Linked DNA regions of Homo sapiens: region 1 is linked to region 2. A link is a contact called in ENCODE Hi-C data. All regions are on one chromosome and are shown on one strand. The core of a region is the stretch at or near the end of the contact, and the rest is flanking DNA. Distances in the headings are between cores, read along the strand shown. Region 1 holds the start of HELT (helt bHLH transcription factor). Region 2 holds the start of STOX2 (storkhead box 2).

What was found. Hi-C counts contacts between places; a loop is a spot of excess contacts on that map. Pooled maps may share reads with other maps.
Region 1: a map of naive thymus-derived CD4-positive, alpha-beta T cell shows a loop between it and region 2 (19-fold over the local background). The contact joins the promoter of HELT here to the promoter of STOX2 in region 2. A Hi-C loop is called at or near these places in 1 of 168 maps with a recorded cell type or tissue (naive thymus-derived CD4-positive, alpha-beta T cell), 9 of 37 single-sample maps with no recorded cell type and 10 of 50 pooled maps.

What each region holds. Positions count from the first base shown.
Region 1 is chr4:185,015,319-185,023,017 of GRCh38, forward strand. It overlaps HELT (helt bHLH transcription factor), which reads left to right and starts at 3,172. Exons shown (of 4, transcript NM_001300781.2): 1 at 3,172-3,637; 2 at 4,069-4,173; 3 at 4,429-4,525; 4 at 4,955-5,635. The coding sequence starts at 3,611. The coding sequence ends at 5,454. RefSeq lists enhancers at 2,422-3,002, 3,003-3,581, 3,582-4,161, 4,876-5,803, 5,804-6,730.
Region 2 is chr4:183,903,098-183,910,114 of GRCh38, forward strand. STOX2 (storkhead box 2) reads left to right here and starts at 2,210. Exons shown (of 4, transcript NM_020225.3): 1 at 2,210-3,859. The coding sequence starts at 3,694. RefSeq lists enhancers at 1,753-2,462, 2,463-3,170.

The sequences.
Region 1 (7,699 bases), core at 1,922-4,421, 1.1 Mb after region 2:
CTGAACGCAGAGCAATATTTAATAAGCACTGTCTAATTTCCAGGCAGTCTTGCTTCCTAGCTTTCTTTTGATTTTGATGCTAATATTTGCGTCCCTTGAGAACGGCTATGATGCTGAGGGGTCCTGTGCTTAGAGTCCCTTTCAGCCTCACACACACACTGGGACTACACAGCTGGCCAGTAGCACTATGTGATGTCACCTGGGTGCCTGAAGGCCCCCATTCATTTGCCTGATTTTGGTCAATTAAACAAACTTCAGGAGGAATTACTGTGGCTTTTTCAGGGAGGCTAGAGCTTTCTCTGGGATGAGGGCAAAAAATGAAATGAGTGGAAAAATCATCTAACAGTGCAAACTCCACACTACCCTGTAAAACACAGAAGAGCCACCGTAGGAGAGATTTGCAGGCAAAGTAAAACCACTAACTGCACGATCCAGTCTTCTTTTAGGTGCCTCGTCTGTATTTACTTATTTCACTGGAGTGACCACCCGGTAACATAGTAGAAACATTATTTCCATTTTACAGATGAGGAAACTGAGGGACAGTAGATTCAGGACGATGCCTCGAGTCTCACCCAGCTGGTGGGCGGTAGGGCTGGGATCTGAACAGGCTGGCTGGCTCCGGCGAACCTCGGCTCTTCCCTACTCTGCTCTTATGTTGCGTGGAAACTAGGCCAGGATCAGGGAACTCCTGATCTTCACCCTGAGGAGAAGCAAAGAGAAGACAGCCCTGAGGCGCCCCACTCTGGGGCAGCGTGTGTGACCCAGGCCTTCGGACCGAGAAGGGAGAAAGGAAATACGTCCTTCCCTATCCTGAAGCGGAGGGCGTTCCAGGTTTCGCAGGTAGTGCTGCAGCCGCGCAAGGACCGGGCGAGGCTGCGCCCCTGAGCCCAAGTCTCCACTCACCGGCCTTCCCTTGCCCCCTCACCTGCACGCGGGTACTTTTAGCCCTGGGCAAGCCTTGAGCCAAGCGCCGAGACCAAACCCGGGAAATTAAACAGTGTGCATGGAATGAAATGTGGTCCGTGGAAGGTGCCTGCAGCTGGCGGTTAACACCGGCAGTAAGAGGATCAACGCCCGGGCCGCTGGCTTAAAAATGGGAGTGGGAGTGCGAAGTGTGCGCGCTCCTTTTTACCCATTCACGTTAGTTAATTTGGATGATAAGGGTTCGCGTTTAATCTCTTTGTGTGCGAGTGAATATCCTGAAATCGACAACCCCTGAGAGGGCACTCGCGGCTGGCAGAGCAACCTGGGAGGGTGCGGATCGTGTCCAATCTGGCGTGAAGCAGAAAGGAAACATCGTGAGGAGACTAGAGGCAGGACCGAGAGGGACACCCTAGGGGTGCGAGGTGCAGACCGAGCCCTCACATCTCCCAGGCCGCAGCAGGTGGGCCGATGGCTTCCCCGAGGCCTGGCACCCCAGGCCTGGCTCTGCGCCCTGAGGCTCCCAGGTCCCACCAGCTAGAAGAGCGCCGCCTACCCACCCCTGCCAAGGTCTAACGACCCCAAGGGGGGCGCTGGGCCCTGCCATCTCCCTGCAGAACAGAGAGAATTTAGGCAGGGTTAGGGGCAGGCAGAAAAGAAGAAAAATCTGAGAAGCGGTCTCAGCTGTTCCCAGATGGAAAAGATTAGAGAGGTGAGAGTTCGGTGGCTCTAGAAAGGGCCATAAAACAAAAATCATTTTTATCGTTTCAATCTGCAAGAAAGCTCACCCCCCACCCACACCCCACAAGCTCAGAGCCCCCAGAGTATAGGATCCGAGGCAGCAAGTGTGAGCGAGGCCCGTCCTGGGGGAGGTGGCCTCTGGCCGCGGGGCCAGGTTGCCCTCAGAGGCGCAGGCGGCCAAGAGAGTTCCCAGCCGCCGCCGCCCCCCTCCTTCCCCTTGGGCCCGTCCAGCAAATTTCCTCCCTCGTTTCTGTTCGTGCCTTCCCTCCCTCCTCCTCCCCCCGATATTTTCGCTTTCTAAAACCATAAAAAAGAGATCAACTTCCCAAACTTCACAGGGCCCTTTTCAGTGACAAATATTGATGCCCAAAGTGTCTGCGCTCTCCCGCCCCCAAACGTTAAGAAAAGACGCCAGCGAAAGGGAGACATAAAAAGTTAACAATGCTGTGAAAATATGTTTGCAGAAAATAGACAATCGTTGGATTAAACGTATTCAAGTATGAAATAATGCCTTTTTGTGTCAAAACTTGGGCGATGGGCGGGTACAAAAGTTCCCTGTGGCAGCTACTTGCTCCCTTTGTGAGCCGTGCGCTTTGGCGTCTCCACTTGGGCGCATTACTCAGAGCCCTCTAAGCGCGATTGTTTCTCCCTTTCTAATGACATTTACCGGATCAAAACATGCTGTTAATTCGATCAGAAGGCTTCACCCTCCCTGACAAAGCCACAATAATTTCTCCTGAAGTTTGTTAAATTGACCAAAATTAGGCAAATGAATAGGGGTCTGTAGGCGCCCCCTCTCGCAGGTGACGTTGCATAATGCTTGCCTGGGCCAGCTGCATTCCCCCTTTTCTTCTCGGCCCACTCTTCTCCGTGTTGCCCCCCAATCCTCCCACCCGCCCCTTCACACACAAACACACACACACGCCCGCCAGTCTCTCCTCCCCCACCCTCTGGCATTATTAAAATTTAGCCCAATGAAACTATTCATACTTTTCAATGGACATTTTCGTATAGGATAATAGGCTACAAATTGAGCCTCTTCCCCCCGCGAAGAGGGAGCAGGAGGGGTGGGGAGAAAAGAAAGCCAGCGACGTGGTCAGGGAGTAGGGGGGAGCGTCGCGTGCCAAACAGCGGCGGGAGGGGCGAGGCGAGGCGAGGCGGGAGCCTCGTGTGCCAGCCGCAGCCCCACACCTGCCGGGATGTCCGGACAAATAAAGCGGTGTAAACAAAAAGGGGGGAGAAGGACGTGTCACCAAGTCGTGTGAGAAAAGCCTGGGAACAAACGGGGCGCCTCCGTCTCCAAGAGCTCTCCCTTGAACCCGGCGGAACAGCCTATTAAAGGCTTACTTAATTACTTTAATGACTCTGGACAGGCTTTAAAACGCACTCGGCGCTGGGACGGCGGGCTTGCTGGGATTTGTAAACAGGCGATCATGTGAGACTCAGCGGTGGGACTAAAAGAGGCGACACTGTTTTGTGAGGGTCCTCGCCCCCCGGTGCCCGCGGCCGCTGCGCCCCTGCGCTCCGCGCCCGCGACTGCTGCAGGCGCTTGCTCGCCCGCCGGCCCCAGTTTACCGCCTCCTTTTCCCGCCCGAGCTGTTGCCATGCAAATGTTATTCCTGGGCCGATCACGTGTCCTTTGAAGGGCCACGTGGATTAACAAAGCTGATCTGCCCCCAGCTCGCCCCCCTCGGCTGCTAATTTTTTTTTTTTCTTAACTTCTTTAAAACTGATCTTGAATGCATACATCCTCCAAACGCAGCTCCCCTAATCCTATGGAATAATTCAACTCGTGAATGCATCTGGAGCCCTAGATGACCGCTTTATAAGGCAGCCCTCGGAGTTGGGAGGCTGCAGTCTACCTGGGACACTCGAGGAGGCACACGAGGCGGAAAAGTGGACGGGTGCCCCGCGCCACCGCCTCTCCCGAGGGCGCGTACTGACCAGGATGTCAGACAAGCTCAAGGAACGCAAAGTGAGTCGGCTGAGCCCAAATGGCACTTGCGCCCTGGTGGTGGAGGCATCTGACTCACCGACCCGCCACTTGGGTGGACCGATGGCAGGGAAGTGCCCGCACGGGACTTTGAGTGTGGAGGAATCTCGAGTGGTTTGGGAAGGGGGTGGGGTAGAGAGAGGAGGGTGCTCAACCAGGTAGAAGTCCTGCCTGGAGGCTGGCGGCCACCTCCCCAAAGGCCTGGGTAGGGTGGCTGGAAGGGGAGCGCGCCAGCGCGGGCGTCAGAAGGCAGAGCTCACCTGGCCCGAGCGTGGCGGGCCAGGAGTCCCTTCCTAGAGCGAATCTGAGCAGTGTGCGCGGCTGGAGAGGCGGCTTGCACCCAGCTGCTAGAGCCGCGCCTTTGACGACTTCCCGGGCAAAGCCATCCTAAACATACAACCCTCTCTTCGCAGAGAACCCCCGTTTCTCATAAAGTGATAGAAAAGCGGAGGAGGGACAGGATCAACCGCTGCTTGAACGAGCTGGGCAAGACAGTGCCCATGGCCTTGGCGAAGCAGGTAACGTTGGCGACCCGGAGCCGGGTGCCAGGCGTTGGGAGGCCTCTGCGGCCACTCTGCGGAGACGCCCGAGCCCGCGGACACAGAGGACCTCACTTGCGGGCCCCTCCCAGGCGGGGGGCCTGAGCGCAGGGCGAACCTCAGGAGGCTCTGGCGCAGATCCGCAGCCGCGTCCGCTCGCTGGTCCTCTCCAGCGCCACAGTGCCCGACCAGCAGGCGCTGGGCCGCTGCGAGGGGCCCTTCCTCCTTTTGCAGAGTTCCGGGAAGCTGGAGAAGGCGGAGATCCTCGAGATGACCGTTCAGTACCTGAGAGCACTGCACTCCGCTGATTTTCCCCGGGGAAGGGAAAAAGGTGGGCACAGGTTAGGGAATGGGACGCCTGGGCCAGGCGCCTGCGCCACCCAGAGACCCTGGGGCTGGGAGGGGAGTGACTGAGTGTTCCCGAGAGCTCTACTAGAGCTCCACTCTCCAGGAGGGCAGGGGTCCTGCGAAGGCGCCTCTCCCTGCTCGGCGACAGCAAGGCGGCGAGGGAGAACTGGTTCCCAGGGAGGCTGGTTCCACCTCCTTCTCCCGGGTGGGGTGGGTGGGGTCAGGCTCTCAGGGAAAGAGGGCGTTTGCGCGTGCCTCGCCAGTCTCTAAGACTGCGCAGAGGAGAGGGCGGGCCTCAAATGGGAACTTTGGCCAGAAAATGTGGTGGGAGGTGCCCTGCACCCGCTTTGGGCTCGCGTGGGGAAGGGGCACTCAGGGTGTGTCCGTCCTACGGGCTTTCTCGTTCCTCCAGCAGAACTTCTAGCGGAGTTTGCCAACTACTTCCACTATGGCTACCACGAGTGCATGAAGAACCTGGTGCATTACCTCACCACGGTGGAGCGGATGGAGACCAAGGACACGAAGTACGCGCGCATCCTCGCCTTCTTGCAGTCCAAGGCCCGCCTGGGCGCGGAGCCCGCCTTTCCGCCGCTGGGTTCGCTCCCGGAGCCGGATTTCTCCTATCAGCTGCACCCTGCGGGGCCCGAATTCGCTGGTCACAGCCCGGGCGAGGCCGCTGTGTTCCCGCAGGGCTCTGGTGCCGGGCCTTTCCCCTGGCCGCCTGGCGCGGCCCGCAGCCCCGCGCTGCCCTACCTGCCCAGCGCGCCAGTGCCGCTCGCTAGCCCAGCGCAGCAGCACAGCCCCTTCCTGACACCGGTGCAGGGCCTGGACCGGCATTACCTCAACCTGATCGGCCACGCGCACCCCAACGCCCTTAACCTGCACACGCCCCAGCACCCCCCGGTGCTCTGACGCCCACTCGCCCGCCAGATTTCTCCTCGCTTTGGGCGCTTTTAGGAGAAATGCTGTATATATTGTACACATAATGTGTAAATATTGTACCCCAAAAATCTGGGCTGGGGGAGGCAAAGAGCGAATGAGTCTTCTGAAGGATCTCCCCCTGGTAATAAACGTTTTCTGATAAAGACCCAAAGAGAGGGATTTATGTATTACCTTCTGCTCATCCACACCCGTCCCCTCCGCGGTGCCCAGGGCGCAAGGCTGACAGGGTTCAAGGTAACAGCCCTCAGTAACTTGGTGAGGGGCCCGCTGTGGAGTCTGAGGGAGGGGGACGTTAAATGGAGGTTCAGGCAGATATTCTAGGCATCGCTTAAGGGCGGGATTCGCGGCTTCCTGCACCCGCCCCATCTTGAGCATTAGCCTCAGAGAAACAGGGGAGGCGAAGAACACTGCCCTTGGCTCTCAGGAAAATGCAAATTGAAGGACCTGCCCCAAACTGACTTAGGCGGACCGTTGCCAGCTGCGACCCGGGCGCCCGTCCTACCCGGAGCCAAGTGCCCGACGCGCGCGCACCGCACGCCCGCGGGTCTGGAATGCGGCGAAACCCGGGCCAGCGGGGCGCGTGGCTGAGTTTACAGAATTAAAAATCCTCTAAAAAATACCGGAACCAAGTACAGTTCTGAGTTGCGGATTAGAAACAACATCGTTGATGACAACTGCTCAGCGCCAGAGGCTTCCGAGAAGCTGGCGTTGCCTTTTGCGCACAGAGCAGGCCAGCTTCGGGGGCGCTGGGCGTCTCGGCGAGAGGTCGGCACCTGCCGGGTTGGGAGACGCCCCTTCCCCACCCCTTAGGGGATTGTTCCCTACACGCCATCCTTTACCATTCGGACACTGGTGCAGGATGGAGACCCTGGGGTCTCCGTTTAAGTTCTCAGGCTTGGAGAGAAAAGTCCTCCTTATCCTTTCCCCAGTGAGATTTTTTTTTTTATCTCGCCCCACCCAGAACGTGGTGAGGAAAGTTTGGAATCCAGGAGAGACTTGGCTATTGGTCTTTTAAGGGATTGTGATTTTCACTTCCAGGACATCTGTGCCCTACCCACAGCGATGCATCTACAACGGCAAAAGCTAAAATCCTGTTTCTGTAAGACTCAAAGGGCAAAATAGGGCTCCCCGTTGTTTCATGTAAATAGGTAAAATAAACAATGTATCCAACTGGCTAAGTTTGTGTTTGTAGGTATTTAAATTTTTCTTTGAACTTTTGTGCCTCATTAACTTTAATGCCTTTTAAATAAATAATTCGAAATTAGGTAGCACGTTTTCCTCTTTGTTTCCAGAGGCCATTTCGCTGAACTGTGGTGATTTGTCTTCTCTCAGATCGGCTGGAGGACTGTAAATTAACTTATTCTATTTTCTCTGGACAGGGTTTAAGAAAGCTCTGACCTAGACTGTTTGCTGAGGTCATGGAATGGGATGACCTGCAATTTGTAAACCATCAAACTTCATTATGCAGAGACAGGCAAAAAAAAAAAAAAAAAAAAAAAAAAAAAAGCCCTCATTACATTGCCCGTAAAGTGAAACTTACACGTATATGTTTTGCCAGGAGAAAATCTTAAACTTTAGAAAAGGTCTTGCATGTGAGAGGTTCTTGAAATAACTTGTGTATAAAATGTGAGCTCTCTCCTTTCTATGAAGTGATGGAGCATGGAAGTGAGAGTGAGACCAGGCGGCCCTCCCGGATAACAAATATACATTGAGCAATATGGGATAAAAACAAATTATGCAGAAATGGGGAGAATGGGTGGTGCCTATTATGGGAACACATGTCTTACACCCATTTTCATCAGCGCTGGATACAGAATATGAAGAAGGCCTTTCAGAGTTTTCTTCTCTGAGCATTAAGCCAATCTGAATTCCCTTCGGCAGTGAAGCATTAAAGATATAATGTTACCCTGGAAATATAAATTATTAATATATTCAGCATTTTTGTCACTTCTCAACTGTTAACCAAATTAGACAAAACTTTCTTTTGCTAAGTAGATTTTCTCTTTGGGATTAGCTTTGGGAATGCACAGGGCCACCACAGTAAAAACTGCGGTCATTTACATATAATTTTGCAAACTTCCACTGGTCCATGACAGTCTTTGTACCTCAAATGTTGGTGTTCTTGATTTTTTTCTTTTCTCATTTAACTGTGGAGGATAAAACCCTGCTTTGGATTTACAGTGACTTTAGGATAAAAGTCTCCCTCCCCTTTCTC
Region 2 (7,017 bases), core at 960-3,459:
GAAATTCTAAAAATATCATTGCTTCTTTGATCCAAACTCTTCAACGGCTCACACTGCACTTGGAATAGAATATAAAACCTTTACCATGGCCTGCAAGTTCCGGCATGATCTGGCTCTGCATCCTTCCATGACCTCATCACAAACCTCCCTCTTACTGTGCTCCAATTTCAGCCACAGTGGCCTTTTTCCACTTCCTCCAACAGAAAGTCAAGATCCCTTCTACCCCAGGGCCTTTGCACAGACTGTTCCCCCTTTCTGTAACACCATCTCCCCCACTCTTTGCTTGAGTGGCTCCTCATGCTGTAGGTCTCAGCTCAACTGTCATTTCTTAGAGAGATTATTGTTCTTCATAGAACTTAGCACAATTTCTGCATTTATTTGCCTACTGTTTCTCTTCCATACTAGACGGTTTGCTGCAGGGTCATGTGTGGTGTTCTGTTTGCCCAGCACCCATCCCAGGGCTTGCGTATTCTAGACAGTCAGCCATTGTTTGCTGAATGAATGACTATCACAGTTGCCACAGCAGTCACCATTAGCTTTAAGTCATAGCTATTATAATCATTCATATAACCACCTTTGGCTCTTGGGAGGTACTGAGTAATTGTTGAATTGAGATATCTAAATGTCAGTTCTCCTACATTCATTAATACAACTTGTTATTACCTTATGGTCCTTTACACCAGCGGCCCCCAACCTTTTTCACACTGGGGACCAGTTTCGTGGAAGACAGTTGTTCCTTGGACTGGGGTGGGGGTAGGGTTGGAGAGCAGAAGGTTTTGGGATGATTTGAGTGCATTACATTTACTGTGCACTTTATTTCTTTTATTATTACATTGTAATATATAATGAAATAAATATACACTCACCATAATGTGGAATCAGTGGGAGCCCTGAGCTTGTTTTCCTGCAACTAGAGAGTCCCATCTGGAGGTGATGGGAGACAGTGATAGATCATCAGGCATTAGATTCTCATAAGGAGCACGCAACCCAGATCCCTCCAAGCATGGTTCACAATAGGGTTCGTGCTCCTGTGAGAATCTAATGCAGCCACTGATCTGACAGGAGGCTGAACTCAGGAGGTAATGCCAGTAAGCAATGGAGAGCTGTTGTAAATACAGATGAAGCTTCACCACCCACCTCCTGCTGTGCTGCCTGGTTGCTAATGGGCCGAGGACTAGAAGCTGCACGGGGTCCGTAAATATCTGTGGGGTAGGTAAATATCCAAGCAGTCCATGGCCTGGGAATTGGGGATCCCTGCTTTATACAGCTAGCTTTCTATAACTTCTAAAGCTGTAATCTTTCTGTTCTTAGCAGTTCTCTTACAGGAAAGAAGACATTGAACTAAAAGTGCCTTCTATAACTTCTAAAGCTGTAATCTTTCTGTTCTTAGCAGTTCTCTTACAGGAAAGAAGACATTGAACTAGAAGTGCCTTTCCCAATTAAAAATAAAAACCACAGAACATTAGTGAATTGGTTGACAGTAATACATTTTGATTATGTAAATATAAATTCCATAGGCTACTTAGTGATTATTTATTTATTTACCCTGGGTATCCCAAGAGGTAGTACAGTGGCCACAGGTTATAGAGGGCGGTCTTGAGATCTGAATGAGGAGAGCTCTAATTCTAGATTTTATAATGCCTGTGGCTTAACGCCATCCTGCTCTGCCTGGTTCTTCAAGATAGTTGCTACCCCCCTCAAATAATTCAAGCCTTGGAATAGCACAGATTGTGTTAGAACTTCCTGAATCCTAACCAGCTAGAATCCACTGGCTTGTTTTTGCGATATCAGCCTGTTAGAAGCATATCCCTATAAAGATTTAATATCCCTGTCTCTGCATCTTGGCACCTGTGAATATGAAACAACAGCATAAATATGATTTTGAACGTTGCATTGTCACAGATGAAAAAATGCACCAACATGTCAAATGCAGCGCTGAAAAAGGAAATCGGGCTTATTTTTGTCGTTGTTTACTGTACCAAAGCATTTTTGAAAACCCAAATCGAGGAGATAACCGTTTTTGAATGAACGGCAGTGCAAAGCGTGGTCGGGGTTAGCAGCAACGTGGCTGGGCGCCTTTAACTCGGCGTGACCTCCGGGTCCCAGGCCCGCGTCCCGGGCCCAGCGCCCAGGCCCGGGCGGCGCATTGGCCCCTCCTCCCCTCGCGCGCCGCGCGCATTGTTGTCCTTTAGCGATTGGTTGTTGGACCAGAAACAGCTGTGCAGAGCCGTGCCATCTAAAGAGCTGTGGACCTGAATGCAGCGTAGCGGGCTGGCGGTGACTTACACCGGGACTCCAGAGGGAGAGAGGAAGCGCTGCAGGCCACTTGCATTGCGTCTTCCAGGCTGCGTGGACCCGGCGCCCCGGCGTGTGCGGTTGTGGGGGAGCTCGCCGTGGCCTCCCCTCCCTCTGGCTTTAGCTTCCTTTGGGGTTGGCGCAGGTGGGCCAGGCAGCGCACCGCAGATCTCCCCGTTCCCACGAAGGCTGGCTCGCTGTCTCTCTCCGAGCGGGAGGGACCATCCTAAAAATATGTAAATATCCAAGCGCTGGCTCCAGGCTGGGGCAGCTGCCAAGGTCCCCGCGCCGCCGCCGGGTGTTTTACATGAAAATGAGAAGCCTGATGGGAACCGCGTTCTAACTTAAGGCAGCCTGGTGATTAGCATGAGACTGGGCGGCTGTCCTGCTTCCTGCCCTTCAATAGCCGTTCCGCGCGCTCGCGCCGGAGCAGCGCTGCCGCCGCGCGGGGGTCGATCGCAGGCTCGGCGTCCTTGGCAGCCATGGCTCCGGCGCCGCCTCGGCCAGTAAGTAGGAGCATGCATGTGTAGGGGGCACATGCGTGTCGGCGCACCCACCCAGCCATCCACCCGCGCGCACGCACAGCGCCCGGAGCCTCGGCAAGGGGAAGATTGACGAGGCGCTGCAGTCGCGGGGACGACGCGGGCTCTTCCTGGATTCCGCAGGAGCCCGCCCGCCGCAGCTGCTGTCTGCAGAGCCTGCTCGGATCCTGTGCACACGCGCCCCCCGCTCGAGCCTCTGTGATGAAGACTGTCTCCCGGGGACTGCAGCGGAGGCAGAGCCAGCCAGCGCCGGGGACTGCGGGCCGTGCGGCTGATAGGCCCGCGGGGACACGACTCGGACACTGTCATCCCCACGCCTCGCGCTGAGCTGCCCGGCGCGGAGGGTCTGCCGCCGCCCCTCCGGCCTCCCGCACGCCCGATCCCGGGTCAGCCCCGGAGGCCTCGGCTGCCTCATTTGTTTGGGTCTTTTGTGCCGTGGCTCCCAGTTGGCCAAGCACTCCTGCGCTGAATCGGGCCATTGTCTGCGCTCCCATTGCCTTCACGCTGCAAGTCTCGGCGCCCCCACCCCGCCCGCCCCCTCCCCGCCTCCTCCCGGCCGGGGAGCCTCCTAACGTGCCTTTCCCCCCAGGAATCTGGAAGCTATAAGCCGGGCGGATTGCAAATGAAGTGTAATGCATTGTGGGACGTGTGTAAAATCGGAGCCTTCGCCGTGGGGGTGTGGGGGGGCGTGGGGAGGGCCGGACCCGCCGCTGGCGGTGTAGACGCCGACGAGGAGGGGCTGGGAAAATGTGCGCAGAGTCCGCCCGGGTCGTGCCCGCCGTAGACGGATGAAGGAGCGCGCTGCGCCCCGGCGCTGAGGCCCCGAGGATCGGGGCGGCAGGTCGCCCTCCCCACCATGAAGAAGACCCGGAGCACAACCTTGCGGCGAGCCTGGCCTAGCTCGGATTTCTCGGACCGGGCCTCGGACCGCATGAGGTCCCGCAGCGAGAAGGACTACCGCCTGCACAAGCGTTTCCCCGCGGCCTTCGCGCCCCAGGCTTCGCGGGGCTACATGACATCAGGTTGGTTGGTGACCGCGTTTCTGCCCCCGGGCCGGGGCCGCGGGACGTGCTCGGTACGCCGCGGCCCGGGTGCTTGGAGGAGAGGACGGGCAGTGATGGATGCGATAAGTTATGGGGAAAGCAGGAAAAAATTAGCTCCCATCCACCATTTTGTACCTCCCAAGATCCACAGCAGGCCCTCTCAATATGGGGTTGGAGAGCTATTAGTTAGGTAAAACGAGGGAGGGGGGACGAGCCGGGCGTTTTGGCTGCAGGGAGATAAATGACTGCAAGCCCCGGCGCTGCAGCCTCCTCGAGCTTTGTGGAGGATCCTGCGCCCAGGGTTGCCTGCAGTGCCAGGCTTGCTGGCTGCTGCATTGTGGCCGGTTATCTGAGTGGGTATTTCCAGCAGCCCCCTGTTCTCCAAAAGGAACAGGTTCCATGCGCAGCTCTGGATGGGCTGAGTCAGGGGAGAGTCCTGCAGACATCCCAGGCTGGTCTGATTTGCACGCAGAGAACTGTGTTGGAGCTTACTGAACGCGTTCTGTGGGGGTAATGGTGTGGATGCGGATTGAATGCTCACATGATTCTGTGTGGATTTAACATATGTTGCTTTGAATTAGGCTGTATGGAAAGAATGGAGGCTGTATCATGTGTTTGCATGTCAGACAGGAGGGACAAACAAAACGGTAAATGGAAAGGGAAGGCTTCAAAAAAGATTTCCGCTTAAAATGCAGTGCTGTGAAAAGCCTTCCTGAAGGAGCCAGTTCTTTTTTTGGAAATACAACGGAATGGCTTTGGTTTGATTTGGGAACCCAGGGATGAAATTCTTGAGGGAAATGCTGAAGGAGGAAAAGCCTGGAAACCTTCCGTTGCCTTCTCCTTACTTCTCCTTAACCACTTGGATGTAATGATGTGTAAGGCATCGGTTCTTATTTATTTTTCATTCAGAGAAAAATTTAGATTTTCTTCTAAGCACACTGTAATGGAAGAACCGAGATTTTATTTTAAACCACATACTGTACCAAATCACTCTGAGCCCTGTCTTAACTGGGAAGATCATTTTAAGCTTGTGGTTGGTACTTACAGTCTAGCTTTACTCTTTTTCTCCTAAAACAGCAAGTCCTTTTTAACTGGGGTCAGCATCTCATGCTTCAAAAATGCCTTGCGACCGCATTTCCACGAACATAAAGCCGAAATAAAAGAACCATCTTTTTTATTGCAAAGTCAGGCGACATAAGGATGTTGTACTATTTTGGCAATAAGGCTCCCTTGATTTTCCCTTTCATGAAAAGCCAAATTCGTAAAGAAAGTGACAACTACAGTTTATACTTCAGTCATTTAAGTCGCTGCTGTGGTTGCTACACTCTTCAGACTTGTGGCAGTAAATTTTGAAACACACCTAAATGCAAACCTAACCTCAAAACACATATGTACATAAACCCATTGCTGCACTAAGTGTTCAGATAATCCTGGGTTTCATGTACTTAGGGTTTGAATGTCTTCATTCCACACTTCACAGTTCCCCTTTCTTATGCCTCCTAAGGAACCGGTCCTGACACCAACTGTGAAGCTATAGGAGGGTTGGTGGCCATCATTTCATCGACAAACCTGCAACACTCTGTTTCATGATTCAGGCACATTTCCAGGCAGCCAGTTTTTTTTTTTTTTTTTTTTAATCTATCTTGGCATTACCTCATTATCACATTTGCATTCTTTGCAAAAGAACTTGTCTGCTATTGCAGGTGCTGCGAGGCGTTTTTGAGGGCTTGAGGAAGAAGCTTTTAATTGTACTTGATTCCCTTATTTTATTTCTTGATCTACAAATGGTAAGATGGTCCTATGGTGATAATGAAGGATAACCTGTTTCAGGTTGGCGGTTTTCTGTTCAGATTCAATGTTAGGTTACTGCTGAGAAACCTGAAGACCAAAAGATGGAAGAAAAGTGCTGTCATTCATTCAGCATTTTTATGGCGTGCCCCCAAAGAGCGAAGTGCCTTGCTGGATTCTCATGGGGTTATAGGGTTGGATATAATACGGTTCTTGCCCAGGGAGGGAGGCTTATCATTTATTCTTTATTTTAACTGTTAGCTAATACATGGAATAAGAAGCAGGTGTTGCTGCTATGGAAGGAAATGGTAAACATGATGACAAACACCTACAATGAAGATTGGGAGAGTAGGTGGAGTCTTTCTCATGTGCAACTCTTTTGGGGGTTGGGTTGGGAAGGATGTGTATCTTCATCTATTTCCTTTACAAATATGGCTCCTTTCAAAATGTGAGTATTGATAGAAATAGATGATATACTGAAACACTTGGAAATGATTTATAAGACATTCTCATCCTTTTAGGAAATGTAAAGGAGATCCACTTTTATCAAGTTAGTGACTTTGGATACAAACAGAGCCTTTGTCACATAAAATATTGAGTAGAAAATGAAACCACTTAGAAACACATGAGGCCTTTCATATTTCTTCTTTCTGTTTGTTCAGCCATTTGGTTTAATTACTACTGGTATCCTTATACTTGATTTTTAGTAAAAAAGGTTTTTGTTGTGGGGAAATTACTTGGGTTCAAAGGACAAGATAAGCCTTTCAGAGATGTACTAAATGACTTAAAATAACTTCAGTTAAGAGACTATTTTTAGACCCCCTCCCTCAACAAATATTCTGAAAATTATGGGAAACAGTCACTTAGTTTTAAACTTCAGGACATGAGAGAGCCTTGGGAATTTCAAGAAATAGATATTAATAATTTTCCTTTTGGTCTAGCATCCCGTACCACACAGTAGGTGCTTCAAGCAAAATTGTAGGCTTCTATAATAGCAAATGAGACAGCACCATTTCAAACAGTCTTTTCTCCACGAATAAGTAATTACCAGTGTGAAATGTGATTTATAGCAATAGGCTTGACATTTAGCCTTGGCCTTTCCGATACCTTCAGGATAAACTACACTTAAGCTCAAGAGGTTAGAGCGGGCACCTATAAACTAGCGAGCTCTTGCAAAAGGACAGTTAGAGAATGCTGAAACTTTAAGTCTCGAAGACTATGCCTTATGTGACTGTTTAAGCTCCCAACTCATGCTACCAAATCTGAAGAAATCCTAAGAATTCATGAGCTTCCTAGCAACCAGTAAGTTCACAGGCCATGAGATGACTTCATTGTTCATCTTGAATATT